2 separate regions of the Homo sapiens genome follow, and region 2 is linked to region 1. Evidence: chromatin contacts called from ENCODE Hi-C data. All regions are on one chromosome and are shown on one strand. The core of a region is the stretch at or near the end of the contact, and the rest is flanking DNA. Distances in the headings are between cores, read along the strand shown. Region 1 holds the start of MEIS1 (Meis homeobox 1). Region 2 holds the start of EMX1 (empty spiracles homeobox 1).

Region 1 (4,519 bases), core at 1,586-4,085:
AAATGGCATCTTTATCTCTCTTTAAAGCGTCATTGACAGAGGAGCCCATGCTGGGGGCCATGGCGTTGGTATGAGCTGTGTGCGGGTACTGATGCGAGTGCAGAGGAGGCCCGTGGTTCAGGTGGTGGACCGGCTGCATGGACCTGGCTGCATGCGGGTCCCCATACATCGTGGAGGGGATGCCTACTCCATCCATGCCCCCGTAATGGGGTAGATCGTCGTACTGCATGACAAACAGGAGAGAAAGAAGGTTCAGGAGGCCAGGCGGGCAAATGGGAGAACGGCAAGGCACCGAGCTTATATAAGGTCAATACAGCTGGGTCCTTCCACCCGGAATTCGGTGGCCTTGCATCTATAAAGCTGAGTTTTTCTTATTTTAAAATTAAAGCTTTAAGTAAAAAATACAGAATTCTCAGCGAGACTCGTCTGGGATGAATGATCTTGCCCTAACTTGTGTCCCTATCAACTAGTTTAGAAATTCAGGCTCCTTTGGCAAGAAGGAAAGAAGAAAGAAAGAGAGAAAGAGAAGCATTCTCCCGAGGGTAGAAGGTGAAACGGGCATGTCTCTGGAGGAAGAAATTCAAAATCACAATAATAAAACGTGCCAGGACACTGCAGCAAACCCGCCTAGTTTCACAGCCCCTTCACATCAGGGGGAATTAAAAAAAAAAAAAAAAGTTACGATGGGAACAGCTACGCAAAGCACGTGAATTTAGACAGGCTTCTCATTTTATTTCCCTGCCAGCGTGAGGTTAGGCAGTCCTACAAGACACTGCATTTCTTTTGCTTTCCAAGACAAACTCTGCTAAATTATACAAAACTAACTGACCCCTTATAAGTGAAACTCAAAGGAGGGTAGCTTTTCCTGAACATCAGAGCTGAATTTAGAATTGGGCAATTCCCCACCCCCAAAGTTAAAGAAAATCTATAGTTGAAGCAGCTAATATTCTATTTTCTTATTTACTCTTATGAACTTTGTTTCCAGACTAGAAGTCAAGGAGGCAAATGTTACTCACCAGGTTTAAAGCAAATTCAAAAGCAAATGCACAACTTTCCATCTTCCTCTTCCAGAAAAAAAAAAAAAAAACTACTTTCATATTGATTGTCATTATTTTGTGTGTGTGAAATTTAGCTATTTAGGTTTTTCTAATTGGTTCATTCCAGGCAGTTATTTTCCCAAGATTTGGAGGCGCTGAGAGTGAAATGATTTTCAAAGAAAGGAGGAATTGCCACTTTCATCTCCTTAAAGCCAGAGGTGTGAAAAGAGTTTGGAAGAACGCTGACATTTGCCTGAACCAAAGGAGTAAAGAAAACTGTGTCAGCCTAGTAACTTTCTTTTGCAAACAGGGCTTTGAGGGCCAGGACACAAATTATGCAAGGAAGGCTTTTTGTAGACCCCCTTTCTTTTAAGAAACTACCTCAGTTGGGTTGTCATTGTCTCACTTTACTCTCACTGCATTTCCATTGAAAAAGGAATATGGGGAAATTAGTATTGCATTTTTAAAGTGAGTAACTGTGTGCTTAGTATTCAATTAGTAGAGGGCTTATCTAAGAGAAACTTGCAAAATATTGCCTTGTATACAAGTCTATACAAATTGAAATTACTATAAAAAGATGAATGTTTTCTGACCAAAAAATTGGCTATACTATGACAAAGTTATTTCCTTTAAAAAGCTGAATACTTCTAGTGATATTAAAGATGAGCATAATCAATAACATATCAGAAGTTTCCAGCTGCATATTTTAGTTTAAACATAACTTTAAACTTCTGATCTCTGAATGTTCAAATTACAGCTTTAGGTATCTAGCTTTTTTAAAAAAAAACCCAGATGATTGTTTGAGCTTGCATTTTTATTTATATAGCTGCTGGTTAGGAATCTATAGATAAATAGATTCCTTTAATTAACAACTCCAAGTAACATACATAAGTCTACAAATGCATTGAATAAATCCTCTCGCTTAGGCCACGGCTTTAGGAGCCTCATTTTTTAAAAGAGAGAGAGAAAAAAAGGAAACTTTTTAGCAGTGTCTTTCGGCCACGTTTCAATTTAATCTCACATTTGAGTTCCACAATTGTTTTTTAATACGTACCCTTTGCGCCATCGGCCTCTCTGGCTCCCTTCCTACTTCAACTTCTAATATATCCTCTTTAAGGCCAGTGTGAAAAGAAACAAATATTCAAACTCCCCCGGAAAAAAAAAAAAAAAAAAAAAAAAGCACGACGAAAAATCCCTTAACGTCTCCAGCAACGTGAGCTACTGGTCCCAGATCTTCGGTCTACGGGACCTGAAGCAAAGCGCCCGAGTCACTGAGCATAAAAGCGCTCCGTTTCCAAGACAGCAGCGGGGGCAAAAAAAAGCAGATCTTCTCTCCCCCAAAAATCAGTTTAAAAAAAAAAAAAGAAAGAAAGAAAGAAAAGGAAAAAAAAGAGCGCCCCTCAGACCCAACTACCAAATCTCATGGCTTTCTGCCACTCCAGCTGTCAATCACAGGCGAGGTTGTCAACGTGGTGAATGAATGATCATCCGCTCTGTCTTCTTCTGGTCAGAACACCTCAAATGTTAATATTCAAATGCACAAAGCCCTAGCGCTCGCTTCCCTTGAATCAGTCCTAATTCCTAATCAGTTTCTCTCTTCTCTCTCTCTCTTTCTTTCTCTCCCTCTCTCTCCCTCTTTGCAAGTGCTGCACTGGAAGGAGATTAGAGAAGGAGGGTTAAAAAAAATGTCTGTCTGAGTTTGTCTTAAAGGAGCCACGATCGATGCTGCCCGCTTGCAGTCCCCGTGCGTGTGTAAAGTGTGTGTTGCACAGGCGGAGAGGTGGATTCCGACCAGAATGCTAGAACCCGGAAGTAGTGGTGGCCATAACAGGTCGCGTCTTACACAATGCATTGGGCTGCAGCAAGTAGGCTCCTCGGCAGGGGTGGGTGCGCGAAGCGAGCTCTGGCCGCACTGGAGAGGCAGAGAGGCGCTCCATTAAATCGCACGCCCAGGCACAAACACCACACACCCAGGGCACACGCACACAAACGCAGGCAGTAGCCCGCGGCCGCCAGCTTTATTTTCAGTATTCTTTTCTCTCCCTCCCCCTGCAGACTCTCTCCCCAAAGCCGACTCTCTTGAAATAAATTGGGAATCAACGCCGGGCAGGCAGCAGCGGGAGTTATTTTGCACAGGGCTCCGCGCATAGACTTCATGACTTTCCTCGAAATTATTGGGGTCTGCCAGTGTTTTTCGGGGCAGGGGGTGATGCGCAAAGTACTGAATTCTCAGAACTAAACACTGCAAGGAGAAAAGTCAAAGCGGGATCGTGGAGGAAAAGGAGGGAGAAGCCAGGTTGGGAAAGCCTCTGCTAAGGAGTCCTGAGAACATGGGGTTGAGGTGGCTCGGGCTTTCTGCAGACCCAGCTTAGAGGTTTCTTTGCTGTTAGAGGTGGACGCCCGGCCGGGGGAAAGAAAATGCTAGCATTTTGTCACTTCGGGTCTGGACTCCCCCACCTCCTAGCCCCGGCGGCTCCCAGCCCCAGCCCAGGCGTCCTGCGCGAAGTAGAGAGGAAGGGAGGGAACAATGAGCTGAGCGCGGGGAATGTGCCCCCAGCGCCTGTTTACAAACACCAAGCTATTTATGATCGTCGGAAAGCGAAACCCGGCGCGGGCTCGCAGCAGCCCAGACCTCGCGGGCGGAGCCGGGGCCGGGGAGCCGCTGGGAGGGAGGCTCTTTCTCCGACCCGCTCGGGGTGAGGCGGCCGTGCGCCCAGGGCGCGGCGCGGCGCGGCGCGACGCTGCCGGAGTGCTAGGCTCCGGCTGCAGCCACCGCTGCCTTTGTCTTAGAGGCGCCGAGGGGCTCCAGCCTCGACCTCTCCCGGGCCTGTAAGAACCTCGCGCCCCACTAGCTCTTTCTCCAGCGAAGCCCTGCCCTCACCACCCCAGACATCCTTCCCCGCGCTCCTCTTTCCCGTCCCCAACCCGGCTCGGCGAAACCTCCCAGTGCCAGAGAAAAAGAAATCCGCTTCGGAAGCTGAGATTTCAGACAAAAGCTGCCTGTACCTACAACTCGGAGGCTCCAACCAACCACTGTTTTTTGTTTTGTTTTGTTTTTAACTTTAACACCTATTGCCTGGGCTTTAATTCCCCCTCACCCCTTCTCTTTATTCTCCCGCTCTAAGCTTCTCCCTTGTGATTATATTTAGTGGCGTTATTTTCGTATTTATATTTCTGTCCGCTGGGCTCTGATCTGCCGAGATGGCTCAGCCGCAGCAGCTCTACCAGTGGCTGGAAACCTCACATCCACAAGCAGGGCTCGCAGCTCGCTCGGCTCCGAGAGGATTTTTCCCCCTCCCTCCAGCTGAAACCTCGCAGAAAACTCCCCCTGCGGTCGACTGGAAAATGAGCTCACCCAAATCTCGGTAGGCAGCCGTGGAGGAGTGCTCGGCCAATCAGGAGGCGCCCCCGCCCAGGCCGCCGCGCATTGGCTGCGGGGAAAATCAATTATCAAATAATCGATCAGCAGGGAGCTTCGATCT
Region 2 (4,448 bases), core at 1,626-4,125, 6.5 Mb before region 1:
AAAATGCAGCCACACTTGGCTCCATCTCCGCGTCCAGACTCGGTTCTTGAGGGAAAAATCCAACTGTTTGTGCTACTCGATAACGTACCCGCTGGGACTGATGGCTCAGGAAGCGGCGGCAATTTCCAAGAGGGTTTTGCGAAGGATTTATCCGCCTCGCCTGACTGGAGACGCTCAGAGCCGGAGCTGGATTTCTCTCCAGGCGCCCCCGGCCCTCGGCGCCCGGAGGCAGGAACCGCGGTGCGGAGGGCGTCAGGGGCTGGATTCGAAGCCGAGGGTGCGGCCCAGGATGCCGACTCCGGACAAGCTGAACGGCTGGAGGCCACAGGACTTAGGAACGACCCCGCCCTCTCCTCCGAGCCCCTATCCCTCCACAAGCCTCCAACCCGCCAGCCCCTCGGCCGCGGCGGCCCGCGGGCTCACACACCGCCCCAACTACAACTCGGCCCCTGGGCGCCAGGTTTCGAGACCCAGGCTTCGGATCGAGCCCACGGAGGACCAGGGTAGATTGCTCAATTTTAAAGATATCCTCATGTTATCAGTAAACATTTATTTTTAAGTGGCAGAAACTCTTGCCCAAGGCAGATGACATTGTAGCATTTTTGTTTTTTCGGATTTGGATTTGGGCAAGTCTTTGAAATCTTCAAAGAGGAGGCAAGGCTACCCACAACAATTCTTATTCTAGTAATTACATTCTCTGGTTTTGTGGTATCTGCCAGGTCAGCATCTATTGGCCAGGTGGGACTGAAAAAATTGCCTGACAAATCGGGACCTGGGAAAGCGGTTTTCTGTGAAAGTCAAAGTGTCAAGAGATAATTTTCATTTTATTATCTAAACAACTGTGCCAAACATCTAATTGACTGTAGACCTAGACTACAGACCGTCACATTAGCTCCTGGAGCCGAAGCTCCAGCCATGTCCCTTTCATTTGTTTCTCTAAAAGCCGGGTTACCTAGCTCTGAGCCATAGACCCTTCTCACAAGGCTGTGGTCTGGTCTACACTAACAAAATAAAACTGGAAACTAAAGTGATGCCTGTACAAATCAAGGCCACTCTTTAAAATAAAATTTAAAAAAAAAGAAAAGAAAAAAACAAACTCCAACAAATTTCAAGGAAGAAAACGAACTCCAACAAATGCAACTCTCTTTTCTCCGGGAAAGACAAATAATTGAAACGTGTGTGTGTGTGTGTGTGTGTGTGTGTGTGTGTGTGTAGGGCCAGTGGAGGATCTTTATTAGCAAGCCGATTGCTGGATGCAAACTCCGGGGTTCGGACTGGCTACGACCTTAAAAGCCCTCTGCCCCCGCCCCCTGCCCGGGAAAACTGTCCTCGGTATTCCAGCAGCCGGGTGGGCTCCCTCCCGAAGGCGGCGAGCAACGGCGGAAGCCAGTTTGCTTACTGCAAACCTTCCCCACCTTGGGTAGGAGAGGCACGTGTGACTTGGAGAAGTCGGGCCAAGGTTGCCGAGAAACATCCCAAGACAGCCAGGCCCTCCACACTGAACATTAACTCTCCGATTCGCCCTCCCTGCTGCCCTTGCTTCCCCCAGAGCTGGGGCACGCGAATGGACTTTCCCCCGCCCGGACGCGCCAGCGAAGGCTGAGGTCTCGGAGGTGGTGGTGGACTTGCGAGAGAAGCGTGGTGCGAGGTTAAGCCGGGCGGAGGGAGAGCGGGAGGAGTTGTACTCTGGTCTGAGACTGGCTCAGCTGGGAGAGAGAATTGGGCAGGCTGTGGCGAGGGCCAGCACAGGCTCCGAGGACGCGCCTGGGCTTGCGTCCGAACTGGTATATTTTCTAGAAAAGCCTGGAGGTCTCCACCTGCTTTCCTGGGAGGGAGACCTACGCGGCGAAGGCGCGGGTGGATGCCGCACAGCTCTTCCCTGCCTGGGAATCTACCTCCGCGGACCTGCAGCCTTCCCGGCAGTAACTTCTAAACAGCCCCGCGCGCCCCCGAGCCTCCCCCGCATCGCCGCAGCACGGGCGCCGGCCGGCCGCCTCGGCGGGCACAGCGTGGACACTCACCCTGGAAGCGGTGGCCGAAGAAGCGGTTCCGCAGGACCCAGGGGTAGAAATGGAGAGGGTCCCGGTGCTGGGCGCCGAAGAAGGAGTGCGGGGGCTGCAGCGGGGAGGCGCCCAGCTGGTGCGCCGGATGCACGGTCAGCGCGGGGTGGTTCATGGCCTCGGGGAACACGAGCTCGGGCCCACCGTAGAGCGAGCGGCCCGCGCCCGCGGCGGCCGCGGCAGGGAAGCCACTCACGAAGGCCGCCTCGGCCGCGCTGGGGTGAGGGTAGTTGAGCGCCGTGGGCCGGAGCGGTTCCTCGGAGGCGGCCGCCGCCAGGAGATGGGAGCCCGCGCCCCCGCCGCCAGTGCCCCCGCCGGTGCCGCCGTCCTTGGCCACCAAGGACTCTATGGTAAAGCCGCGCTTGGCCGCGGGCTGGAACATGGTCGCAGCCGCGGGAGCTGTGCGAGGCAGCCGGGCTCTGGGGAGCGCTCCGCGTCCTGGCGCCGCCGCCTTGCGGGGTGTGCACCCAGCCAGGCACATGCACACCCGCCCGCACCCCTCACCTCCCCCGCCCGCCCGCTCGCGCTCGGCCCCCGCGGGCGAGCCAGGCGCGGAGCGGCGAGGGGTGTGTGAGCGAGCGACCGCGGGGTCCGGCCACAGCGTACGGCCAGGCGCGGCGGCTGCTGCGGCGGAGCGGGCAGCTCCAGGCGCCCGCACAGGCGCGGGCTCCGTGCTAGGCTGCGAGCTGCCAGTAAGGCCCGAGGGTTGAGCTCGTCTCCCTCCTTTCGGAGTCCCGCTGGGACCGACCCCAGCCCCCGGTGTCCCCGCACTGCCCTGCCCAGCCCCGGCCGCCCAGCGCTGCGAGGCGCGAGTTAGCGGGCACCTGCCCCGCGCTCGCCCATTGGCCGCCGCTCACCTGCCCCAAGGTGGGGGGCGGGGCGGGGCGGGGCGAGGGACGGCGGGTGGGGAGGGAGCCCGCAGTCGGAGGCAAAAGCCGGACTGGAGCCTTCGCGGGGAGATCCAGGCCTCCTCCTCCCCTCGCCACTGGCTTCTCCTCGCGACTCCGCCCTTTAGCTGAGTCTGGTGGCCGTGCCGCCGTCTCAACCCACGCGGGAGCCGAAGAAGGCGTCCGAAGGGCTTGGGGCTAAACTCCAACCCTCCCCTCCCCGGTGTGTAGCTCAGCCTAACTCTCCCATTCGTCCCGGGATGTCGTTTCAGTTCTCAGAGAACTTGGATCCGAGCGGAGGGTGGATGTTTGGGGTCCAACACATTGGTTTTCCCGAAAACCAGCTCTCTGCCCCCCTGCTCTCCGGGACTCTCCCACTCACCCACCATCGGCCTCCTGGGCCGCGGTCTGAAGCTGCGACCTTGTTCCTGAGGTTTCGCGTTTTCTGGATGTCACGGGGGACAGCTCTGGAAAGGGGACGCTCACTCCCTTCACAAGGGGCCAGGCGGGGCACTGCGCGGGAGAAGCCGCCGGAGCGGTCCCACTGCCACCCTCCAGCTGTTCGCGGGGCTGGAAGCAGCTCCAGTGCCCAGACACGGTGCCGCGACCGGCTTGGACCAGGACGGCGGGCCTCGGCACTGGGAGATCCACCCCCTCGCCTTCTCTGAGGCTCTGGGGGCTCAAGTGTCGGCGGGCCGGACCAGGTCAGGGCCTCGGAGACACTGTGGCTTAAATTGAAGCTGGCCAAGTAGCCCGAGCCCATCTCAAGAGAACACGCCAGCCGTCAGGACACGCAGAAGCAGCCTGACCTCCCTCGACCTTCACCTTCCACCCGCGACCGCGGAACCGCGGACGACTCTGCTCCGGCCAGTTTTTCCGTACGGCGGACGAATTCCCCGGGGGCAGTTCTCACGACAGGCTGTGAGAGCCGGGACTCCCCAAACTTTCCCACCCCACCTTCGAGGCCGCAGAAAGGCGCCGCTCCGAGGCCTAGGAGGGCGCGGGCGGCGGTGGGGAGGCTGGGACCTGGACCTTGCCGGCGCACTGCGGAGAGGGAGCCGCAGAGAGTTCCGCTTCCTCGCCGCTGCCGGGGTCCATTCTAGCGGCCTGAGCGCTGCCTGGGCGCGCAGATCTGGGTTGGGCCTCCTGACGCCCCAAGGCCACGGGGTCCGTGCGCCGCGCAACTCTGCGGGGACTCCAGGCCGGGTCTTGGCAGCGGCCCGCCTGAGCGCCGGGAGCCGTGGTTTGGAGAGCGCTCAGGGCGCCCCGGCCGCCACAAAGCGGGTTAAAGTCTATTTTCCACTCGACTGCTCCGAAAAGCCCCCGCGCGCCGACGCCGTTCCGGCCCCCTTGGGCGAGGTGGGGAGGGGCGGCCAGGGGTGGGGAGGCGAGGCGGCCGCACCCAGCACTCCTCCGCGTCCTGGGAACCCCGGGGCCTGGCACGGCTGAGACACCGCAGAGGCGCCTTCGGAAGGAATGATGGAATCCGTGGGGAGCGCGG

The links. A loop is a pair of places that touch in the nucleus more often than their neighbours do. Pooled maps may share reads with other maps.
Region 2: a loop to region 1 is called in a map of naive thymus-derived CD4-positive, alpha-beta T cell, with 17 times the contacts of the local background. The contact joins the promoter of EMX1 here to the promoter of MEIS1 in region 1. A Hi-C loop is called at or near these places in 1 of 168 maps with a recorded cell type or tissue (naive thymus-derived CD4-positive, alpha-beta T cell), 1 of 37 single-sample maps with no recorded cell type and 7 of 50 pooled maps.

Annotation. Positions count from the first base shown.
Region 1 is chr2:66,433,441-66,437,959 of GRCh38, reverse strand. It overlaps MEIS1 (Meis homeobox 1), which reads right to left and starts at 2,835. Exons shown (of 13, transcript NM_002398.3): 1 at 2,092-2,835; 2 at 1-223. The coding sequence starts at 2,103. MEIS1-AS3 (MEIS1 antisense RNA 3) reads left to right here and starts at 4,490. Exons shown (of 4, transcript NR_046438.2): 1 at 4,490-4,519. RefSeq lists enhancers at 2,876-2,975, 2,563-3,439, 4,309-4,519, a promoter at 2,537-3,077 and a silencer at 3,684-3,783.
Region 2 is chr2:72,915,946-72,920,393 of GRCh38, reverse strand. EMX1 (empty spiracles homeobox 1) reads right to left here and starts at 2,875. Exons shown (of 3, transcript NM_004097.3): 1 at 2,022-2,875. The coding sequence starts at 2,541. RefSeq lists silencers at 2,470-2,589, 2,660-3,079, 4,220-4,389 and enhancers at 2,894-3,510, 3,511-4,128.